4 separate regions of the Mus musculus genome follow, and all the other regions are linked to region 3. Evidence: chromatin loops called from intact Hi-C (ENCODE). Cell type or tissue: heart. All regions are shown on one strand. Links, peaks and the distances in the headings refer to the core of each region. The heading gives the core; the rest is flanking DNA. Region 1 has its middle 20 kb from the start of Dbx1. Region 2 overlaps Nav2 (neuron navigator 2). Region 3 holds the start of Gm32962 (a long non-coding RNA gene). Region 4 overlaps Dbx1 (developing brain homeobox 1).

What was found. A loop is a pair of places that touch in the nucleus more often than their neighbours do. Peaks named below come from ENCODE experiments on the same cell type or tissue, not always from the same donor. Only the 100,000 strongest peaks of a DNase experiment are listed, where the experiment ranks them.
Region 1: it touches region 3 in a loop (7-fold over the local background); 38 of 42 quality-filtered maps call a loop at or near these places.
Region 2: a loop joins it to region 3, with 4 times the contacts of the local background. A loop is called at or near these places in 25 of 42 quality-filtered maps.
Region 4: it touches region 3 in a loop (3-fold over the local background); 2 of 42 quality-filtered maps call a loop at or near these places.

The regions. Positions count from the first base shown.
Region 1 is chr7:49,613,559-49,619,193 of GRCm38, reverse strand. No RefSeq gene overlaps it. Among named protein-coding and RNA genes, the nearest start is that of Dbx1, 20 kb to the left of the region's middle. In heart, for the core only: a CTCF peak has its summit at 2,768 (motif pointing left); no DNase peak of the experiment used is centred there; H3K4me3 peaks cover 455 bases; H3K27me3 peaks cover 2,710 bases.
Region 2 is chr7:49,468,184-49,473,818 of GRCm38, reverse strand. The region is part of intron 10 of Nav2 (neuron navigator 2); the gene reads right to left. Among named protein-coding and RNA genes, the nearest start is that of Gm51447, 33 kb to the right of the region's middle. In heart, for the core only: a CTCF peak has its summit at 2,264 (motif pointing left); no DNase peak of the experiment used is centred there; H3K27ac peaks cover 586 bases.
Region 3 is chr7:49,752,119-49,757,753 of GRCm38, reverse strand. Gm32962 (a long non-coding RNA gene) reads right to left here and starts at 4,899. Exons shown (of 2, transcript XR_391460.2): 1 at 4,632-4,899; 2 at 1,593-2,103. In heart, for the core only: CTCF peaks have their summits at 2,811 (motif pointing right) and 4,486 (motif pointing left); no DNase peak of the experiment used is centred there; H3K4me3 peaks cover 807 bases; H3K27ac peaks cover 417 bases; H3K27me3 peaks cover 1,468 bases.
Region 4 is chr7:49,629,435-49,635,069 of GRCm38, reverse strand. It overlaps Dbx1 (developing brain homeobox 1), which reads left to right. Exons shown (of 4, transcript NM_001005232.1): 3 at 1,379-1,581; 4 at 2,287-3,571. The coding sequence ends at 2,622. Among named protein-coding and RNA genes, the nearest start is that of Dbx1, 4.6 kb to the left of the region's middle. In heart, for the core only: no CTCF peak of the experiment used is centred there; no DNase peak of the experiment used is centred there; H3K4me3 peaks cover 2,068 bases; H3K27me3 peaks cover 4,070 bases.

The DNA of each region.
Region 1 (5,635 bases), core at 342-5,341, 140 kb after region 3:
AATGCACTGATGTGTCTGTACTTGTGTGATTGTATGCTTACGTACTCCAGCTAAGAAACTGACTATGCATATGTGTGTACACATGCACATGTGGAATTGTTCTGTAAAATGTATTTCTTACTATTGGTTATAATAAAATAAATCTGAAATCCAATGCACCCGTTTGTTTGGTTTTTGTTTTTGTTTTTTAGATTTCATTTATTTTATGTGTCTGAGTACACCATCACTGTCCTCAGACACACCAGGAGAGGGCGTCAGATCCCATTACAGATGGTTGTGAGCCACCACGTGGTTGCTGGGAATTTGAACTCAGGACCTCTAGAAGAGCAATCAGTGCTCTTAACCACTGAACCATCTCTCCAGCCCCGCAGACAAGTTTTTTGAGCAGACTGGCTCTGAGAAGGGCTGGGTGATGAAACCAACTGGAAGACAGGTGCCAAAGGAGGCTCCTAGCTTGGCTTTGCCTTTCTTAAATCTGAAGGAAGACATAGCTGATAAAAACCGATTAGTAACTCAGACTAGAGTCGAGGGGATGAGGATGGGTGAGTAGATGACCCAGCAGGCACCCAGAAGGCTACAGTGAGCGCTAGTCACGAGAATAGGTGTGTGTGTGTGCGTGCGTGTGTCCATGCTATGCGTATGGTTGGGCATGTAGAAAAAGTTCTGGGACACAGTTCCATCTCACACATCCCATGCATGCTCACAGCCACACAGGTGGTCACCACTCACTCAGAGTGGTCACCACTCACACAGGCAAACAGAACAAGAACAAAGACAGGAATGGATTTTAGCTACAACAACAACAACAACAAAACAGCAAAAACAAAATCCCAAATGACGAAAACCAAAAACATAACCTCTTCCTTCTGCTGGTGTCTCAGGCCTGATGTTTGGTACTCCTATAAGTTGTTTGTTGAAGACCTACTCTGCGCAAGCTATACCTCTGTAATCAGAGAAGGTACTGCCTGTTTAAATGCCCACACCTGAGACGAGGTACAAGAGGAAGTTCATCAAAACTGATTTTGACTTTGGGGCAGAGGAGGCGGCTCATAAAGACACTTGGCAATCTGAGTTTGCCATTTTTATTTTTGAAGCAGGGTCTTATGTAGTCCATGCTGGCCTTCAACTCACTATTTGGCCAACAATGACCTTGACCTTGTGATCTGTCTGCCTCTACTTACCAAGTCCGGGGAATAGAGGTATGTGCCACAATGCCCCCCTTTTATGGGTGCTTTGGATCAAATCCAAGCTTCATGTAAGTTACATAAGCCCATATCCCCATCTCCTCAGCAACCTTTAGATACAAAAGAGATCGTGACTACAGCTAACGTCTGCAAGTGTCTCACACAGCACATACTGTTCTCAGGGAGTCACACAATGGTCAGACCTATAAGAAACAGTTCTATCACTGTGTAGAGTGATGCGATATGCAGACTATAGCCTCTGAAGTGTTAAGTGACTTGCCCATATGCCCACATACTTAGCATCAAGCTGACCTAGTATTTAAGCTCCAGTGACTGGCTGTAGGTCCCAGGTTTTGCAAGTCATGGCCAGCACACACTACCTTGCCTGGCTATAGTCACCAGCCTTGGTTATGGCCTCTGTGGTCAACAGAAAAGCCAATGGCTCCCATTGGTCCTAGGCTTACTTCATGCTGGGTACTACCACCAGCAAATTTCAAGGAGTCTCCATGGTGACATCTTACTCAGGTAGAGGACCTGCTCAGGTGGAGTCCTAGTGGGATATTCTTTCACTAGAAGTGTAGAGGGAGGCTGCGATCCTGTGGCCAATGTCAGCAATTCAAGGAGAGCCAGTGAGACAGCCCTTCCCCATCTTCCAGCTCCACCTTCAGGACTATGTCAAGAAGGCAGGCTAGGTCCAGGGTCATCACTGGGAGGGGTGGACTCCTGCACACAGTCAAGCTGTTAGAAAGAGGGATGGTAGGCGCTGCAAGGGGACACTTATAGCATCTACTAGAGGAAACCGGGCTCTTCTGACCTTTACAAAAGAGCTAGCTGAGACTCATGGAGCAGCTGTATCTGCTCAGGGACTTAGCCTGCAAGTAGGAGAGCTGCGTGCCAGCAATGTTGTAGCCTCTGTACCTAACTGTGCCCACGGGTCCTCAGGACACCCCGGATCTTGTCTTGCCTCAGGACTTGCTTGTATAATTTTCTTCCCTTTGTGAACACCAGTCTTCCCTCTTTAGTGTAATAATGTCTCCGATCTCAACTGCTCAAAGGGGCCTTGGCAATGAGTACTGCCGTGGCAGCTAATGTGGTATGTTTGACATGGTAGTCAGACTCCGGGGTTTTTTTGGAGCCAGGTCATCGACCCAGGAACAAATCCTTTCTCTAGTCCTGCCTGGGGACACCATGCTAACGTCCTTTCTTTTTCTCGAGGCCAGTCAGCTTCATCTTACTGCAGCCACAGAAGGTAGGTTGTAGCTTAAGATTCCGCGAGCGCCCATTAGTTTGAATGCCTGTTAGTTCTGTCTCCTGCCCTTTATACACTACATACCCCTGGTGGAGATGGGGGGAACACATAGGAAGGGGAGACCCATGGACAGAACCTGGAGAGGGAAAACAGAAGAGCGAAGGCACCGAGAGACTCTCAGAGAGGGAAGACGGGGATTTGGCGGGGGGGGGGGGGGGGACTCAGAAAGAAGAATTCAGAGAGGGAGAAGGTGGAATGGAAGAGAGGGAGGGAGGAAAAGAGAGCAGTTGCAGATGGGACTAACTTTGCTTGGGCTTTGCTGCCCTCTGCTGGTCACATGGAGGTAGTAGACAGGGCGACCCCTAAATGGAAGTTTCAAAATATTCTAGCTGGGAGACCTGGGCCCTACTCCAGCACATGGGTTCTACCCCCATCCCTTCACCCCCCATATGGTCTCTACGCATCCCAGGCTGGGCTGGGCCTCACTCCCACTCCTCCTCTCCTGACTACAGGCGTTTGCTACCATGCCTGTCCCTCCCAGAACATTCTAATTCATCCCTGGGCTGAAGGCTGGGATTCTGCCCTGTTTCTTAGGCCAGTAGTGACCAGCCAGGAATTTTGTTAGAGACACCCAGGGATGACAGTGGGAGGAGGCTGCGTGCCTCTAAAGAACAAGCAGTGCAGGGGCCAGCAATGCATGCTTGTTCTCTATCCTCTGCCCTCACCCCGCCTGATAAGCTAAGCTTCAGAGAAGCCAGGATCAACCTGCCACTCACAGCATGGTTATATCTACCGCTACCTTGTCAGGGGGTTCTCCAGCTCCGCCATGAACCCCAGTGGCAATGCAGTATGGCCCATTTCTGCCAACATCTGGGACACCTACAGAGACTATACAGGCCAAGGAATCAGAGTAGTGAGGACAAGAAAGACCGAGGGAGGATGTCGGAGTCCTCAAGGCTGTGACACAGATGTGCTAGCTCTGCCATACTTGAAGGCAGGCAGTTGAGGCTTATGGGAGTGGCATGAAATTATCACTCACACTCTGTGCTTCACCAGAAGATTGGCCCAGATGTTCCTTCTGGAAGGGCCTAAGTGACTGCTTCTACCCCTGCCCCTGCCCCTGCCCCTATGGGCCATGAACCTTGCAAATTTCCATTCACAGCCATCAATAAACATGGACAGACAGCCAGAGTCCATGTTGCCGACATCCTGCTCCTGAACCCTTTATGCAGCAGCTGCACCATCTTGTCATAACCAGGATCACTGGCCCTGCAACCTTGTGACTCTTTCCAGCATGCTGCTCTGCTGAAACCAGCAGTCCTGTGAGGTGACAGGTGAAGAACTCAGTGGAGAAGCCTGGCATCACCTCTTTTGACTCCTCTACTGGGACACAAAGTCTAGGGACCATCACTGTGAATTTCCCAGAGCCTTGAGCACCCAGTGCCGCAGGTGGGTATTGCAGTGGTGGAGGGGTGTGTCCCTTCTTTCTACTCTTCTGTCCCCATGCACTTATGTTCTGGCTGTTGGGCACAAGCCAATGATGACTGACAACTGCCCAGAGGAGAGTCCTCCTAAGCTGGTGAGCACACTGAGCCAACTTCAGGTTTTACAATGGGAGCCAGTGACTGTCATTGGCACTGTCCTTGGCTGTATCTTTTCCTCCTCAGGTCCTGTAGTCGCTGACACTATTTAGTTCCTAGCAATAAAGACAACATGTGCTGGGTTCGTTGGGGTTATCTATTCTAACCTTCTAATCCTTCTAAATATTGGTTCAGCTTTTGTTTTCTTTTGGTTTTGGTTTTCAAGAAAGGGTTCCTCTCTGTAGCCCTGGCTGTCCTAGAACTTATACTATAGACCAGGTTAGCCTCAAACTCAAAGATCTGCATGCCCCTGCCTCTTGAGTGCAAGTGCCACCATACCCAACCATTTACCCATTCTAGCACCGATGAGACATTGTCTCCATGACTTTAGTCTTGCTGTCTGGCAAGGACATTCTTCTTCTCTCTGCTTTCTTGACTTTTGAAGAGTCCTGGGAGACTTCATTCATTCTATAAAACCACACGGCCTGGGATTGCATCGGATCGGGAGTTTTACTTGCAGAAAATCACTTCTTGGTGCCAAAAAGTTTTAAATTCAGTCGAGCAGTGGGGGCACATGCCTTTACTCACAGCACTTGGGAGGCAGAGGCGGGAAGATGGCTGAGTTCAAGGCCAGCCTGATCTGCAGAATGAGTTCCGAGACAGCCAAGGGCACAGAGAGAAAAGCTATCTCGAGAAACCAAAAATAAATAAACAAACAATTGTTTTCCTCTGCTTCCTTGGGTTTCCACCAGTTTCTCAGCATGTGCTTTCTGGAACTCTTTTTCAAGAGTTTATTTATTTCTAAGGCTTTAACACTTTTTGTCACATCTTTTTTTTTTTTAATGCTGTGATAAATTTCCTGAAAGAAATAAGACTGAGGGAAGCTCTCAGACCATGGAGAGCTGGCACCACTGTGGCAGGCTGGGAAGGGCATCAAGGGTAAGGGAGCCTGAGGAAGGTCAGCTCACCATATGGTGGCCTAGAGGTAGGCACAGAAAAGAAGGGGTCAAGATGAGCCCTCTAAAAAGACACCCTCATTGAGATGTTTCCCCCCAAACATTAAACCCCACCTCCCATCTCTTCTGCTGCCTCCCCCACCAGTTTGAATGAATCAGTGGATTGATCTGTCAATTAAGTCAGAGCCTTCATGGTCCAACCACTTCCTAGATCCTGGACATGGCCTTCAGGACCAACCCTTCCACACAGGAGTCTCCAGGAGCATCTTACATATCCAAATATATTAAACATATTTCTAATAACTTACCTGTGAATTTTGTTGGAGCATCTGAGTGTCTGGACGATCCGTGAGTAAACACCCCCCACCCCCATCTTCCTCCACAGTCATTTTTCTTGTGTCTTTCTGAATCAACTAGTGTGATGGTTTGTTTGTATATGCTTGACCCAGGAAGTAGCACTATTAGGAGGTATAATACGCCTTGTTGTAGGTGTGACACTGTGGGCATGGGCTTCAAGACCCTCATCCTAGCTGCCTGGAAGCCAGTCTTCTGCTAGCTGCCTTCAGAACAAGAGGTGGAACTCTCAGCTCCTCCAGTCCCACGTCTGCCTGGGCTCTGCCGTGCTCCTGCCTTGATGATAATGGACTGAACCTCTGACCTGTAAGC
Region 2 (5,635 bases), core at 380-5,379, 280 kb after region 3:
TGGAGTTGGAGTTAGCACACAGAAGGGCAAAGTAAACATTGCCCCCTGCCCTGTTTTTTGACAGCGCATCCAGTACCTTAGGGTGGGATATGTTCCCTGCATGTAGAAATGTTCCTTCCAAGTGTTGAGTTCATGGGCCACAGGTTTACACTAGAAAGTAGCTTCAATGATCAGATTCTAGTACAAAAAGGATTATCAAATGATCCACCCTGGAAAACGACTTCACACCCCAGGGGCACAGCTAAGAGCTGGGACTGAGATATTTGCTCAATACATGCCAACTGAAATCTATTTAATGGCTGAGTATCTGGAGTGCTGATGAATGAGCCTCTATGTGGAATTCCCCTATGGTAAATACCTGAAGGCTAGCTGAATCACGCCAGACATGGATAACACTCGTTGAGACTGTTAACCCACATGGAACCTGGAGACGGGAAGGGAATATTCTCCCGTAAGACAGCTGACAGGGCAGAGCATGGGTGGGGAAGGGAAGGAGAGCCTCGAGAGGTGTTGATCGGTCACCACAAGGTTCTCTGACACAGCACAGTGGGTTGTCAGTGGAGCAGTTAATGCTCATATTTCACCAATATGTTGATAGGTTCCCACCTCAGCCCTGACTCATTCTCAGAAGAGCTCCTCTAGCTTCTATCATTTGAGGTCTAAGAATGAGCTGGGGTGAGGAGATGAGAACTTCTCTGAACCAGGCTGAGCTAGGCTGTATGCACACATTCAATGTCTTTGAGTCTCGGTACCTTATCACCATGGCCACAGAGAATTAGAAGGATACATAGGCTCCAGGAACTCTGCCACCTTCTGCCTGTGTCATTCTACCTCACTCTCACTACTACTCAAAGCAACGTTATTCTCAGATGAGGGTCACTGGTTTCCTACAGAATCAAGAGGCCACAAAGGCCCTGCACTGTTTCCAGACTTCTCCTAAAGGCCACACATGTTGGCTCTCCAATGCTAACAGGAACTATTGACACCCTTAACACCAAGAAAGCCTTCTTCTCTGTGTCCTGGCAGAAGGTGAAAGTTTGTGAAGCCAGGGTGTGTGCCTCAGGTTCAGGATCATTACCTGGCTTAAACAGAACTTCTTACTCTTTTAGTGTGAAGGTATGAGCAAGAGGCTGCACCACCAGCCAGAGCAAGGGGCTCACTACAGAGACAGGCGAGCAGGGTGGAGAATGAGACCTAGCAAGCCTTGTGTAAGACCTTCATTAAAGGAACTCAGTTGTTCAAGAGGATGGCTGGAAAACCTATTCCAGACCCAATCCCTCCACCGAAGGAGGCACACATGATGCTAAGGAGACACATATTGTGTGACGATGGAACATCATGTGCAGACAACCAAAAACCCACACAGTGTGATATGAAGGCCCAACCTCTCTGTAGCAGGGGCCCTGGAGCTACTGAACCCACCCTTGTTCCTCTCTTAGAAGTGTGTCATTTTCTAATAACATCTCTTCTGTTTCTGCTGCAACTGTTGTGATGAACCTAGAACTCACAACAAATCCTAATGTCACTATGACACAATAAAAAATACTTTGGTCTCTGTCCTTCATTATTAGCAAGAGCCTCAAAGTCTCAGAATATCCTGAGTGATGGGGTGAGAAGAGTATCTTCCATAAACCCCTTTCCAACATACCTGCATCTGTGTTGCTGCACTATTTGTGGATGGCAGCTGGTTGTCAGAGGAACCAGCCATATGATTTTACTAAGTTGGAACTCTCAGCCCCACCATCCCCTGGGGCTGGAGACTGGAGACTGACTGACCCACAAGTGGTCTTATTTAAGCAGTCATGGCTACATAGGAGGATGTCCATCAAATCCCTCAACTATGGGTCTCAGAGAGGCTCGAGGTTGGTGAATACACAGAGGTGCTGGGTAAGAGGTTCCTTCTCTTTCCCTGATGTCTTCCTAATGTCTCCAAAGTCAGCCGCTAGCTGGCAGAAGGACCTTCGTGAGCTTTTGCAGGAACCTACAAGCTGGGGTCCTTTCCAAATCAGAGATGTCTGCCATGCCCTCTTGGAAACTGCCTGAAGCAGGGCCTTTCAGGACAACATCCCCACAAGACATTTATCTTGGCTTCTTGGCTTCTTTATCTTGGTAATAGCATACATAGGCTTCCTCTCTCATCACTTTGCCTACAACAGTCTGGCAAGTCACTTGGGGCCAGTCCTAAAAAGACAGTGGGGAGGAGCAGGTTAAGAGCCTTTCAAGCAATGAAAGACTTGATGCCACCTGCTGGCTGCCTGGGGAAAGACACCTCAACCAACAGCCCCGTGGGGGAAGGTCAAGTGTCCTGGCCCACCTGGCAAGTGGCCTGGTGCATTCTGCACTGTTTCTTTTTCCTGCTGTCATTCACAACACAGGGGAAGCTCAGAAGCCAGAACAGGTGACTGGGGCCTCAGGTTCAAAAGGGCTTTGACTTCAGACACATACTCATGCAGGAGAACGGGGCTGGTCTTCTGTTCTAAAGGCCAACTGAAGCACGAACTGTTTACTGTGAGGCCACTGCTGTGTCAACCAATGAAGGTGTGTGAGCATTCAAGACAGATGTGGCCTTACTCTTCAGAGCATGTGACAGGTATGTTTTTGGACCCCTCTGTAAACCTCCCTTCTAGGCATAGGTATGTGCATACATATCATAGACACACATATACAGGCACATGCTCTAAGGTGGCCCTCCCACAGCTGGCACAGACACTTCCCATCTCAGTTGACCAAGAGGAACAGGAGGGGTCTTAGCCCTAACGGGGAGGAGGAAGCCAAGATGTGGCTCATGTAGTTGATGCCTAGAAAGCAGGAACATCTTGTATAGACTGGATGTGAATGCCCGTGCTGGTATCAGGAGATAGGATTCCAAGGAAGGGAGGTAATTTAGTCTCCACAAGGTCTGACAAACTGAACTCTGGGATGGGACTGGCAACTTTCTAAGAAGGGGGGAAACACAAGCATTTTCTTTCTTTGCCATGCAAAGATGTGGTCGCCATCTTTACATTAGAAAGAGAGGCCTCACTAAAACCCGTCCGCTGTTTAAATGCCAAGTTGAAGGCACTTTATGATATCAGCCTGGGCTGTCTGAGGTATATCCTGAAGTACCGACGGAGTTATAAGCCAGTCAGCGGGGAGCAGGCTGGTTTTTTGAGGAACTACGTCTCCCAGGAGAAATCTGCCCACGTCTATTGATGGGGTATTGTCTGCCACCGAGCAGAGGACGTCAAGCTGTGCAGATATCAGTCTGGAAGACCAGAGTGCTCTAAGCTTTATCTTCCCTTTCATGCTGGCTAGCCACAGCTGAGGAACAACTCCCACCTTAACATAACTGTACCACTCAAAGGCAACAGGGCTACAGCAACGTCTATATTGGTCACTAGATAACATCACAGGCCAAGCTGGCTTCCGCTAAGTGTTCGATGACAAGGACCACTGGGAGGTCCTGCCAGGGTGGGCAACACAGTCACAAAACATTAAATATATACTATGCCCTACTCTCTAGATTTAGGCAAGTGATAGGCACTATCCTTCTCCTAGACGCATGGAAAAAAACATGCAGGCTTATTTATGCATACATAATGTATCTATGGGCACACGTATGTGAGTACCTATGGTTCTTTGCCTGGTGCCAAGCAATATCACTAATTTTTAATATTAAGAATTTGTACCAGTTCATTTGGTAGGGCAGGGATTAAATCTCTGGTCTCTTTTGTTCTTAACCCATGTTATGTGAGGCCAGCCAGTCCTCAAACATTCACATGAGAAAGGCTTACCTGGTTGTTTAGGGATGAGCCAAGGCCAACAGGACCACAGGGCTAGGCATGTCTATGGGGTGGTGTTTTTTAGCACAGCCAGACAGGCTTGCTAGGGAAAACAGCCACATGGAGAAGTGGCATGGCCCAAACACAGAGAGCTGCAGACACAGGACTCACTTGTGTTAATGGCACACTTGGCCCAGCCAGGAAAGCGCAGACTGCGTGGGGCCATAAGTGGGTAAGTCATGGGAGACAGATGGATAAACCACTGAGAGTGATCAGTGCTCCCTTCAGAGCCATTTTCAAAGGCTACAGAAGCCACCAAAGGTTCTTAAAGAGAGTGAGAGGACTTCTGAGGTTAAGTTTAAATGGTTGATTTTCCAGGAAGGGATGCATATTTATACTTCAGAAGATTATACAATCCAGTGCTGCCTTTGAAAAGGGGGGAAAATCCTTCAAAACATATGCATGCTAAATCTGCCCTTATAATTTTATTCTGTGCCACATGGCACTCTGAAGTTTTAGAATCAGAGCACAGGACTGACTCAAGACATCAAGACTTGCTAAGGGATCCCTTCCTCCGTCACTTTAATTTCTTTTCGATTATAACTAAGACCCAGTTTACCAGATAGAAGAAGCAGTGGGGTCAGGTGATGGTGTGTGATGTACTTACACACCAGGGTGTGATAAATACACAGAAGGATAACTGCCCTCTCCATGCGGCTCTTAGCTAGACTCCACAGTTATGCAGTAATGTCAGGACCAGGTGCACACATAAAGAACACGAGCTACACATGAAAAGCAGTTGATACACCGAGCCAGGGCCCAGCATTATTTAAAAAACAAAGTCACGGGTTTTCAGAAACTAGACCTAACTTCCATACCAGGTTTCTGAATACATTTGCTGTCAACTTTTACAAACATTTTTCCTTAAGGAGCCTCAACGCTGATGAAGATTGCTCAGGCATTGAGGCTATGCTTCTCTGAAGCCAAATGGACAGCTGGATACAAGCCTGTCAACACACCGCTCCTAAGTCCCCATATGTTACAGGCTGATAGGACATCTAGATCCTAGTGGAAATGTTGTGTCTTTGTTAGATAAACATCTGTAACAAGATGCAACCTCAAAGAGAGGTCAGCTAGAAGGTTAAAATGTGCATCTGGGGACTGGAGAGTTTAGGGAATTTAGATGACATCACAGGGCTCACAAGAGCCTGCAGGGACTTAAACCCTTGATAGAGTTTCTCATCCATCCACTGTCTACTCCATCCATTGCCTCAAAAGTGACGTGTTGAGCAGATTCTGCAGAAAAAGCGGCCAGTCCCGATACTTACAACTGTGTCAGTTTAAGAAAAGAAAAAGAGAGACACTAGAGACGCTTAGAGCCCCACTAGGTGGGGCTGGAGAGATGGCTCAGCGGGTAAGAGCACTGACTGCTCTTCTGAAGGTCCTGAGTTCAATTCCCAACAACCACATGGTGGCTTACAACCACCCGTGATAAGATTTGACTCCCTCTTATGGTGCATCTGAAGACAGCTACATATGGTGCATCTGAAGACAGCTATTATATTTATATAATAATAAAATAAATCTTAAAAAAAGAGAGAGAGACATTAGGCACTGGGCATGTGAAGTTGATCTGCTAACTTGGCCTCACAGGAGAACCCTACGTGTGGTTGTACGGATGGTGGCAGGCTTAGCAAGTATTCCAGAAAGTTCCCAGTAGAAAGAACATGAAGTATCACCTAGATTGCCTCTTCTGCTTTGGCAAGTCCTATAGTAGGAAGCATACTGAGGCTAAGTGTAGAGTTTCTGGGTATCAGTCACAGCGGTGAGCTTACGCTGCTGCGTGACCTCCACTTCCTCTAAGATCCATCTCA
Region 3 (5,635 bases), core at 339-5,338:
TGCCCTGGCTTGCCTGCCTTAACCGCTGCCTGTTTGCAGGGGCTGTGTTGAGCGCTTCCTGTTTATTCTGCCTCTAGAGTCCTTTTCCGACTTGCTGCAGTCAGATGGACTCTGCTGTTTGCAGTTTAAAATGGAGGCAATGGAGAACACTGTTGTCCTTCCCCACTGGGCTGCCACAATGCCAGGCTGTCAGGATGTATAGGTGCTGCCGTGCACCTTCTCAGAGACTGCCATATGAAAAGACACCCTCAGATCTTGTCAGCTCACATGGGGGACCCGCGTATTGAATCTCTTAAAGAGATTACTGACTGTAGCAAGCCTATGCTTTGTTTTTCAAAATTGCGATATAGTATACTTAAAATCAAATATTCAGGTTCTAAGAGTTCAGGTCATGATTCTAGAACCATAGTGTATACCATGGCTAGGTACACAGCCCAATTCATGTTACCCCAGAACATGCCTTTGTTCTTCTACTTAGCTCTTCCAGGGTTTCTGAGTTCAATTCTGAGCAACCACATGGTGGCTCACAACCATCTGTAATGGGATATGATGACCTCTCCTGGTATGCATGAAAACAGCAATACATTAAATAAATAAATAAATAAATAAATAAATAAATAAATAAATCTTTAAAAAATATATATATTCCAGTATGGTGGCACAGGCTTTTAGTCCCAGCACACAGAAGACAGAGGCAGGAGATCTCTGTAAGTTTAAGGCCAGGCTGGTCTTCAGAGCAAGCTCCAAGACAACCAGACTTCCATAAAGAAAACTGGTCTCCAACAAAAACCATGTAGGGCTGTCAAGAGGGTTCCTCACGCATATATTTAAAAGTGTGCCTTAGACCCATGTTTGTCCAATTTGAGTTCATTTTCGTGGCCCTGGAGCTGCGTCCTGTGACATGTGGGTCAGACAGCCCTGAATGTTTCTTTCTGAGTAGCTGCTCTATGGTGGTGCTCTCTCCTCCTGCCATCCTGGACTGTTCCCTGGTAGCCATGGCAACCAGGACACAGCAACACAGTGGTAGCCAGGTCGAGGGTAAAGATAAGATTAATGACGATATGAATGCTCCCCAACAGATGTCTTAAAAGCCATAGGACCTCTCTTCCCTTCCCTGAACACAGCTACAAAAGACCTTAAGATTCTAGAGCACATGTAGAGTAAAAGGTTGGTCTCAAGAGGGACTCCATGACTTAACTTCATGACGTCACCTCCCGTGATAGGGGCATCACCCACACTCCTGCAATTAGCCCTAAACCCCTGCCCCAATAAACTCACTAGTCTCGCCATGTTGGACTTTAGCAAAATCATACCTGCCTGTCTTTTATGTCCCTTGGGAGTAAATAGAAAGGAGAAATGAATACCATGGTTGTTTCCCACTGATCCAGGAGGCTAGGTTAGCCCACATCCTGCTTGTAAACAGGTTAGGTTTGCTTCCAGTTATTTTTCCTGTTATAAACAAGGATTTGAACATTTCACAGCAGTCTCGCTGTGGATGTGTTCACATCGCTCTCCCAGGGCGGGTGCACCATTTCAGACGTCACCCACTTGGTATCATCATTCATCTTTAGAGGCCAAGCAACTCCCCATTATCCTTTCAGTCAGAGCTCTATATTGTGGCACATGCAGAGGCCCATTTTGAGTCTGCCTTTCCCAGGATCACTTTCAAGCTGACCATGTGACTAAGACCTCACCCAGGCGATGATCCATAGCCTCTCTAACGTTGGTTTTCCCATCCGTGGATGAATGAGGACAATGACCTAAGCCGCAGAGCTGGATCAACTGGATCATCATGAGAGCGGTCCATACAGCATCCACTCTGGTGTTCATCAGAATCAGAGAACGGCCAGTAGCAATGATCTCGTCACACTTGGATGCTGAAGCACACAGCGGGAGTGGGGTGGGGGTGGGGGTGGGGGTTCTGTTCTGGCTACTCCAGGGCATCTCTTTAGGAAAATAATGACAGATGAACATTAAAAAACAAAGCTGCCTGGGCTTGCCCTTGACTGACTAGCTCAAGATCAGTAAGCGTTTGTTGTTATGCGTCTTCTGTTTCCAACATGTTTGTGTGTCTCTCTGTGTAGGCTATGTGTCCTTGGATGCCTGAAAGAAGACAAAAGAGGGCATTAGATTTCACAGAGCTGGAGTTACAGGCGGTTGTGAGCTGTCTGGTATGCTCTGCTTCGAGGTTATCCTGTATTCTTTACCACTGAGCCATCTCTCCAGCCCAGGACCAGCTGCTTTTAAAGATGCTGAAAAGAGTTTGCTACTCAGTTAAAGAAGGATTTCACTATGAGAGGGGAATGCATTGGGATCTATTTCCTCATAGTAGCCAGAAAGGAACAGCCTTCTACTTAAGGAAGCGCATGGTAACTGGAAGAAAACTGGGATTCAAGTCTTCCACTTAAAAAAAAAAAAGTAAAAAACATGCAACAATACACAGTCCTGTTTAGAACTTTATATATTACTGATTTAACACTTGTAGCTTTTGAAGAGGATCAAGAAAACAGAAGGAGAGAGAGAGGGGACAGAGAGAGATCTTTTTAGAAACACAGTAGACAAAATTCGTTTTACAGGTTGTACAGGAAGAAAGGAGCAGAAGGAAATTTAGACAAATGAGGAAAAGACCAGGGAAAAATGGCTACAGGAGCCATCACAGCTCTGACATGACACTGAATAGCTGGCGTTCAGACAGGAAACGCCAGTTCTCCAGGGCATGCTCTGTGTGTAAGCTCCCATGCACCTGTCTGTACCCAGGAAACACATTCAGACAGTCCAGCCTCAGCTGCTCTGAAGTAATTGCAGATATCAAGCACCAGAGGGCGCCAGAGAAGGCCGAAATGCTCGCTCATTCGGATACCCAGGTGGTCCAAAATGCCTTCTAATTATTTATAAGAAAACTTAGAGTTGGTTCTCTGGGTTGTTAACGTATGGGACAATTATGCGTGTGAATTTAGTGTCTAATATACTTTCAGTGTGAGCCGGGTATTTCATAAGTAAATAAGCAGTGTGGGAGGGTTCAGAAAGCAAAGGGATGGCCTCTAACGCATGTGTGCAGTCACTCAGCTGCTTTCCGTGTGCCTGGTGGTATGTTAAACGCCAAGGACAGAAAGACAGGCGGAATCACATTTTCTGTTGAACCCATGTGTAACAGAGATTTTAAACTTAGTGCTACTTTGCTAATTTTTTTTTTTTAAATCTGGAATTCTTACACCCTCATCTATTGGACTCTTTAGAAGAAGTATGTGATGGTTGAGTCAGGCAAGCACAGGAGGTTTAGGCTCGGACTCTATTTGGTTCGGGTTTTGCAGCCCACCCCCTTCTTGTAATAGTGCACTGGTAGGTTATGCCCCGACCCATAGGCTTTATGTATACATCCCATTCAAATAAGTCACCTAGCAACCACAGGACTCCCTCACGCCCTCACCTACAAATAGGAGGTGTGTGTGTGGCGGGGGGGGGGGGGGGTTCTCACCTATGAACAACATACACATTTATTGACCTCTAGTACCAAGATTGAAACAGTTTCTGTTCAAATGTATTCCCAGTTCATCCTATAAAGAGTGGAAGGTTCAATCCAGCATAAACTAGCTTTGGATGCATGCACAATAAGTCAACTGTGTCCTTTAGTTGCCTTTTAGAGAGAATCTCTACTGACCACCTTTTTTTTTTCTCTAAGATTCATATGTACACTGTAGCTATCTTCAGACATACCAGAAGAGGGAGTCAGATCTCATTACAGGTGGTTGTGAGCCATCATGTGGTTGCTGGGATTTGAACTCAGGGCCTTCGGAAGAGTGCTCTTAACCTCTGAGCCATCTCTATTGACCATCTTATGCCTATGTGTAATTGGGGGTGCTTACGATTAAAATCAGATGCCTTATTAGGAAGAACATGCGCAGTAGAGGAAATGATTATATAACCTATCAATCAAAATAGGAAGCCACCCAAACCATGAGCCTTAGGGACCAGCACCTCCTCCCCGTGAAGCCAAAGCAACAGTTGGGGCTCCTGAGTATATTCTCACACTTGGCCCTCTATCAATTTCGACAGTTGTATCCCTTTCTGATCTTTACCCAAAATGAAAATATCTCCCTGCTTTTGCAAGTCTCTGTGAGCCCTTCTTTTCAGTTGTGGATAAAAAAAGCCAAGAACATGACAACACCCAGGCTGGACTCTGAGCACAGGTGACAGTCAACACAGAGGCCTTGGAGGGGGACAGCTGGGCACCAGTTTCACTTGTGCTAGTTTCTTTCACCCTCCTTATGTCCTGGGTTCCTCAATCTGTGACTAGTTCTTCCCGCGCGGATGTTGTGAAGATTGAATGGATAATCCACGGAGAGTGCTTGAAATTATATCATAGTTAAGAGCCCAGGCTGTATTCAGTACTGCCTAGGCCTAGAATCCAGCTGCCAAGATTCACTACAGAGCGGGAAGGGGAGTCATACCTATCTGACCCAATTTACAGACAAGAAGATGGAATTCTGCCACCTGCTGGCTGAGTTAGCGCAGTGAAGTTCTTTTAACTTCCAAAGCCTATAAAAGGGAATGAATCCTCCATGCTGCAGCGAATATTAACTGAGGTAATGTACATGAAGCTCCCTGAAGTCAGCACACATGCCCGTGCTCACCTCTCCAAGATGTGGTATGGCTTAGTTGCTTTTGCACTGTGGTCGCCATAATTCCTGACAGAAGCAACCTGCTCCTGGCGGCTGAGGGTTTCAGTCCCCGGAAGGTTCAAAGGTGCAGCTCGGATCATGATAACTGGAGTGGGCAGCAAAGCAGCAGACCAGAGTGCTGCTGGGCTACAACTTTCAAAGGCCAGTCCCTAGTGATCTCATCCAGCCAGATGGGTCACACCTTCCGGAAGTCCCACAGCTTCCCAATACGGTTCCAGCGGCTGTGCTCGGGAATGCGTGCTCGGCGCACGCACGAGGCTGTGAGGGACATTTCAGAGTCGAACTAACTTTCACTGGAGCAAACTATAGCCTGGAGAAAAGCTAGTTCCACGTTTTACGATCACGTTTCTCATCGAATGAAATCAATAATAAACTGCCAAGTCTATGCCAGCAGCACTCGAGGGGGAGCAGGGTTCAGAGTTTATCTCCAAGAGACATGGAAACACCTATAAATCCCCCCCTAGAGTTGGCTTGTCCTTTCCATTGAGGATTATCTGGGGGTTGTGAGGTAGACAGCCAAGAGGAAGGGCTGTGCAATGGCCCTTGAGGTTAAGAGTCCTTGTAAACGCTGAGATAAGATCGTTTTCCTAGAGAAGGTGGCGGAGGGCTAGAGGATGGGCATCCACAGCTCACTGTGAGCAGAAGCTTCTGTGGTTGGGGTGTGCCTCTCACCAGGAAGATAGGACCGGATCTGCTTAGGCCACTACTGTGTTGCCACCACCACACTGGTGCCTGGCACTTAGTAAATGTATCAACGAATCCTTCACAGCATAGAGAACGCACACATCCTTGCAGTCAAAACAACACTTTTGGAGACAGAAAGATCAGAAGTCAAGGTCATCCTTGATTATATAATATAGCAAGTTTGAGAGTTTGTCTCCAGAAAACAAACAAACAAGCAAACAAACAAAAGTAATTTGATTAATGAAAATTGAGTTTAGAACCAGTTGGCCAAC
Region 4 (5,635 bases), core at 333-5,332, 120 kb after region 3:
AGATCCTCCCGCGACCCCAACCTTATCTTGCCAATTTGATTTCCCAACCCTATATCATGCCGGTGGGCTCTTTCTGTAAAAAGGAAACAGTTGACAGAATCCCGCTATGGGTCCTAGTCTACAGGCGAAGAAGCACCCTCAAGAGTTTTCATGCTGAGAACTACGAGTGTTCAAGCATTGCCTCGAACACTTTAAAGCTGCTTTAAAAAGCAGGGAAGCCCCCTAGACAAGAAGGGACCAGAGCCAAAGTGCAGTGGGTGGGGGCAGGGCAAGACCAGGACAGCACTCCCAACATCAGCAAAAGAAACTAGCGACGCTTTTTTTTTTTTTTTTTTTTTTTTTTTTTTGAGAGAAGAAACTCTCTTCCACCACCATTCAGGCTTTTGCCGACAATGGAATTTGCTCCTTTCTCCCGGGTCTCAATGGTCTAACAAAAACAACCCGAGCTTTATAAATAGCTTTTCGTGTCCATTTAATGTGAAAGATTGGGGGTAGAGAAGCCTCTGCCATCACCGCTCTCCCAATCGTCTCCGCCTGCAGTTGTGTTTAGCCTGAGTGTAAACCTCTTTTGTCCCGGTAATATATGGCTCTCGCTGCTTGTCCATAGCCTTTTGCGGTTAGTTCATTACTACACAATTACCATTCACGCTTCGTTAGCGTCTCTGTTTCTTTTTGTTTTTCTTTTTCTCTCCCTTAAAGCGAAACTCTCCCCCTTTTCATAGCGCCAATTCCCAGTGGGAAGCGGTCAATGTGCTAATTAGACGCCACTTTCCTTGTATTCACGCTGATTTCTTTACGTTGTGGGGGAGGCAGAAAAATCATATGTAGTTTTTAAAACGATGAATGACTGGATTTTTTTTAAGCCAAAACAGACTTTTTTCTGTCTGCCAAACCAGCAAAGTGCCTTGTCTTAAAAGGTACTGACAGCACCAAGGTGATTGCGTGTCCGTGGGTCTTGGGGGGGGGGGAAAGTGGAGGTGTGCTGAGTGGTCTCTGTGGGATTATTTTCATTTCTGTAATTTATTTTATTCTGTTGCTATTTAAGCTGTTTGGTGCGGACTGTTTCTGTAAGACCATTGAATGGAAGTGGGGGGGCGGGTAAGCAAAAGGCAATTGTGGCTGCTGTTTTCGTGGGTTTTTTCCTAATCCGGGTTTGCACGGTTGAAAGCGAAAGTTATTTGTGCGGAAAGCGCCTTTCACTCAGACAGGTTGTAGGTTCTCCGTCTATTCTCTACGGGGAGAAAAAGGAGTGTTTTAAAGAGATGAAGGGACTCGAGGGGGAAAAAGGAGGGAGAACGCTAGTGAAAACAGCTTGGGAGAGGCGGATGCTCGGCTCTGCAGGACACCCGGCTCATTCTCTACTTCCCTCACCCCGCAGCTTCCTCCAGCGTCGTGCCTATCCCTGGGACCTTCTCCTGGCCGCTGGCTGCTCGCGGCAAGCCTCGCCGGGGCATGCTGCGCAGAGCCGTGTTCTCTGACGTGCAGCGGAAAGCCCTGGAGAAGACGTTCCAGAAGCAGAAGTACATCAGCAAGCCAGACCGGAAAAAGCTGGCCTCCAAGCTTGGCTTGAAGGACTCGCAGGTGCGAGCGGCCTCCACCGCCCCACCCTCACACGCCATGCTAGCCCCTGCCAATCAATTGCAAGGGCTCTCTGGTGCCTCTTAGGCTGGCGGAGCAGCTGGGGAAACCCAGGCCAAGTTATTTGAGGTTTCCCCAGAGCAGCCTCCTTTTCCACCCCACCCCACCCCACCCTTCTATCTTACTCCCCCACCTGCCCAGCTGAGTCAAGTGCCGAATGAGAGGATGGATGGACGTAAGGGTACATGGATAGCTATATGGATAAATAGATAGATGCATATGCATGGGTAGGTGTGTATGCAGGTGGAGGATGTGTACATGGATACGTACGTACGTGTGTGTGTGTGTGTGTGTGTGTGTGTGTGTGTGTGTGTGTGTGTGTATGGGGTAGGCGGATGGACACATGAATTGGATAGATGGATGGGTGGGTCATGGCTATGGGGACGAGTGAATGAAGCATGAATTCGATCCAATATGAATGGGCTGGCAGGTAGATAGACCAGAGGAGCAAGAGTTAAGAGGGCTTACAAGGCTGGTGGGGAACAACACAGAAATCACCTTGAGGGCAGCGCCTTCCTACATGTTCCCCAAGCCTGGCTTCTAAGGGTTGCCCCAACCACCACCACCACCACCACCACCACCACCACCACCACCACCACCCCCTCATTGTGAGCAGACACTAACTTGTTTCTGGTTCTTCCCTCACAGGTGAAAATCTGGTTCCAGAATCGACGCATGAAATGGCGGAACTCCAAAGAGCGCGAGCTCCTGTCTAGCGGGGGCTGCCGAGAGCAGACCCTTCCCACAAAACTAAACCCCCATCCAGACCTTAGTGATGTAGGCCAGAAGGGACCTGGGGATGAGGAGGAAGACAATCCGGGTGCCCGCCTGGCCTACCACGCGCCCGCAGACCCGCGACATTTGCTGGAAGGGCCACTGCCTGCCTCGCCGGCGCACTCGAGCAGCCCGGGTAAACCGTCAGACTTCTCTGATTCTGATGAGGATGAGGAGGGCGAGGAGGATGAGGAAATCACGGTGTCCTAGGAGCCCCTCCAGCGGCTCTGGGGCTGTTGCAATTGGAAACTGGAGAGGGAACGCCCACGTGGCCACCTCTGTTCAGGATCCTGGATCCTGCCTCTTCTCACAACAGACCCACCACCTTCTCAGGGGTGGCATCACCCTTCCTGTTGTCCCAGAGACATTTCCTTGCGCCGTGCTGCCACCTCTAAACAACCCTTCCCACGGGAGCGTGGGTCTTTTCTACAAGAGCAACATTGCATCTATTTATTGCAAATTTATTTTAGACACCGCGTGCAGGGTGTGTGTAGAGGGGTGTCCCTAGTTCCACTGCCAGTGCTTACTGTGAGCCAGGTCCTGTCAAACACCAAGCCTCTGACCCCTAACTTCCTGGATGGCCACCTTTCTGCAGGGGGTATCAGTCAGCCATCCTGTCTTTTCACCTTGAGAGTAGAAAGCACAGGAGATTCTGAAAGAGAATAAGGGCACCGTCTCCCTGTCTAAGGGGAAAGCACTATCAAGCAAGCTTTTCATTTCTTGATGCTCCTTTGGCGGGAGGAAGCGATTTCTCTCTGTAGACATGTGTATCCAGTGCTCTGCTTGATGTCCTTCTGCTACTCCAACGGGAGCCTTTTCAGAGTGCCAGCTCCTGGCACTGGGGTGTGGACTTGTCTGACTCTCCGACACGTTTCACCCAGCTTTGCAGTCTGGGCAGCTTACCTGAGATGTGCTCTACTGTGTATCTATATTTTGTATGGATGTTTTATACTGAGGTTATTGTGAATGACCATAATGAAGGGCTGGCTGTGTCCCTCTCATTATTTTTCTCTGCAATGGTCTTTAAAGTCTAAAAGGTAGCTGTGTAACTTCATAATTTATAAGGAAATGCTTATTTTGTATTTTTTACCATGTACAGACTTTTTATATATGTATATATGTATCAAATGGACAAATGCCAAATAAAAAGTAGAATGAGTTTGATGGCTAAAGGGCATTGTTAAGTCACAAAAACGTGATGGCTGAAAGAACCAGGATTGGTCTTGTGGGTACCCAGAAGGCAAATATCTTAGTTAGGGTTTTATTGCTTCGAACAGGCACTGTGACCTAGGCAACTCTTATAAGGACACCATTTAATTGGGGCTGGCTTACAGGTTCGGAGGTTCAATCCATTATCATCAAGGTGGGAGCATGGCAGCATCCAGGCAGGCATAGTGCAGGAGGAGCTGAGAGTTCCACATCTCCATCTGAAGGCTGTTAGGAGAAGACTGGCTTCCAGGCAGCTAGGATGAGGACCTTAAAGCGCACACCCACAGTGACACACCTATTCTAGGCCATACCTTCTAATAGTGCCAGTGCCTGGGCTGAGCATATTCAAACCATCACAACAAACTATTACAACATAGCCTTATATTCTAATAGACAAGTGACATTTCCAGTAAGAGGGTACCAAGAACCTGGGCTTGCAACTAACCTCGTGTTCTCCAAGACCAACGTGATGGACCACAGAGGTCAGTCCAGGGCACTTGGGTTGTTCAGGCCTGCAGTGGTTTGCACGTTCCCCTGGAAGAGGGAACTTTTTCTAGTGACCTGGAAAGCTTGAAGACTAGTCCCAATCCCTCTGCAAAGACCTGATTCTAGCTGGAGTGTTAGTCCACAGTGAAAGCTGGTGAGCCCAGATCTGAGTTCCAGGCTCCAGGGTCTGCAAGCTTTTTAAAGCGACAGCCTGATGCCTCCTTTCCATAGCAGCGTTCTTAGCCATTGCCTAAGAGGAATCCCAGAGGGGGCTTTTGTGACCTGTGAGAGACTAGGCTCTGTCCCATGCACCTCACCCTAAGGTTCTTTGTGAACTCAAATCCCCAATATTCAGAGAAGTTGCCAAGCTTTGGTAAGGCAGCTTGTTTGAAATGTGAGCCCATTCTTCCTCGTCTTCAATAACAGAAACCTTCATGCTGACCTCTTCAGCTCTCGCTCCAACCTTGTGACCAGGATAGTTTATACTGAGAGTTTAGAGAAAAGAAATCGTGCTTGTTTTAATAATGTCCCTAATTCAAGAAGCCTCCCAGATCTCCTCAACATGTGGTCAGTTTTCTATACAAGTTCCAGTGAGAAAAGGATTCCTCGGGCTGGTGAGATGGCTCAGTGGGTAAGAGCACCCGACTGCTCTTCCGAAGGTCCGAAGTTCAAATCCCAGCAACCACATGGTGGCTCACAACCATCCGTAATGAGATCTGACCCCCTCTTCTGGAGTGTCTGAAGACAGCTACAGTGTACTTACATGTAATAAATAAAATAAATAAATAAATCTTTAAAAAAAAAAAAGAAAGAAAAGGATTCCTCTACTGGGGCCCACACATTCAGAGACGAGAATTTGGTCAAAAATGGCTGACTTCTTCCTCCATGGCAGTTCTAGCTGACAGTTTTAATTTAGGCCAGATGTGGGAAGGGTTTAGTGGCTGGAGTTCAAGGACCCCCGAACACCCCATGCTCACAACACAAAACACAGCAATACACTGCAGCCAGGGTAGCAGCTCAGGTGCCTGTCAGTGCAAGCATTGCTAGATGGTATGGTACATAGAGCAATGGAATATTACCCACTCTTTAAAAGGGAGTTCTGTCAGCTGCTTCGGCACCAATAAACCTCGAGGGCATTATGCTAAATCACAGTCATTACAAAGTGACAGATGCTAGGACTGCATTGTATGAGGTTTGCAAAGCAATTGGCATGTGAAAGCTACTGAAAGAGGAACCCTGTCAACCTCAACCAGTCCATCCCAGTCCAGTTTCACACCAAAAGTTTTAAAGATCTATTGCATGCCAATCAGTGTAAATGACACTACTTGGTTGTATACCTAGACTTGGTTGACACAGAGCTTTGATGATGGCTCGATCAGTAATGTGCCTGTCATTCAAGCAATCACGAGACACTCAGTTTGGATCCCCAGAGCCCACATAAAAGATCAGACACAGAGTGCATGCCTGTAACCCCAGCCTTGGGGCAACGGAGGCTCTGAAGCTCGTCGGTTAGCCAGCTGAAGCATAT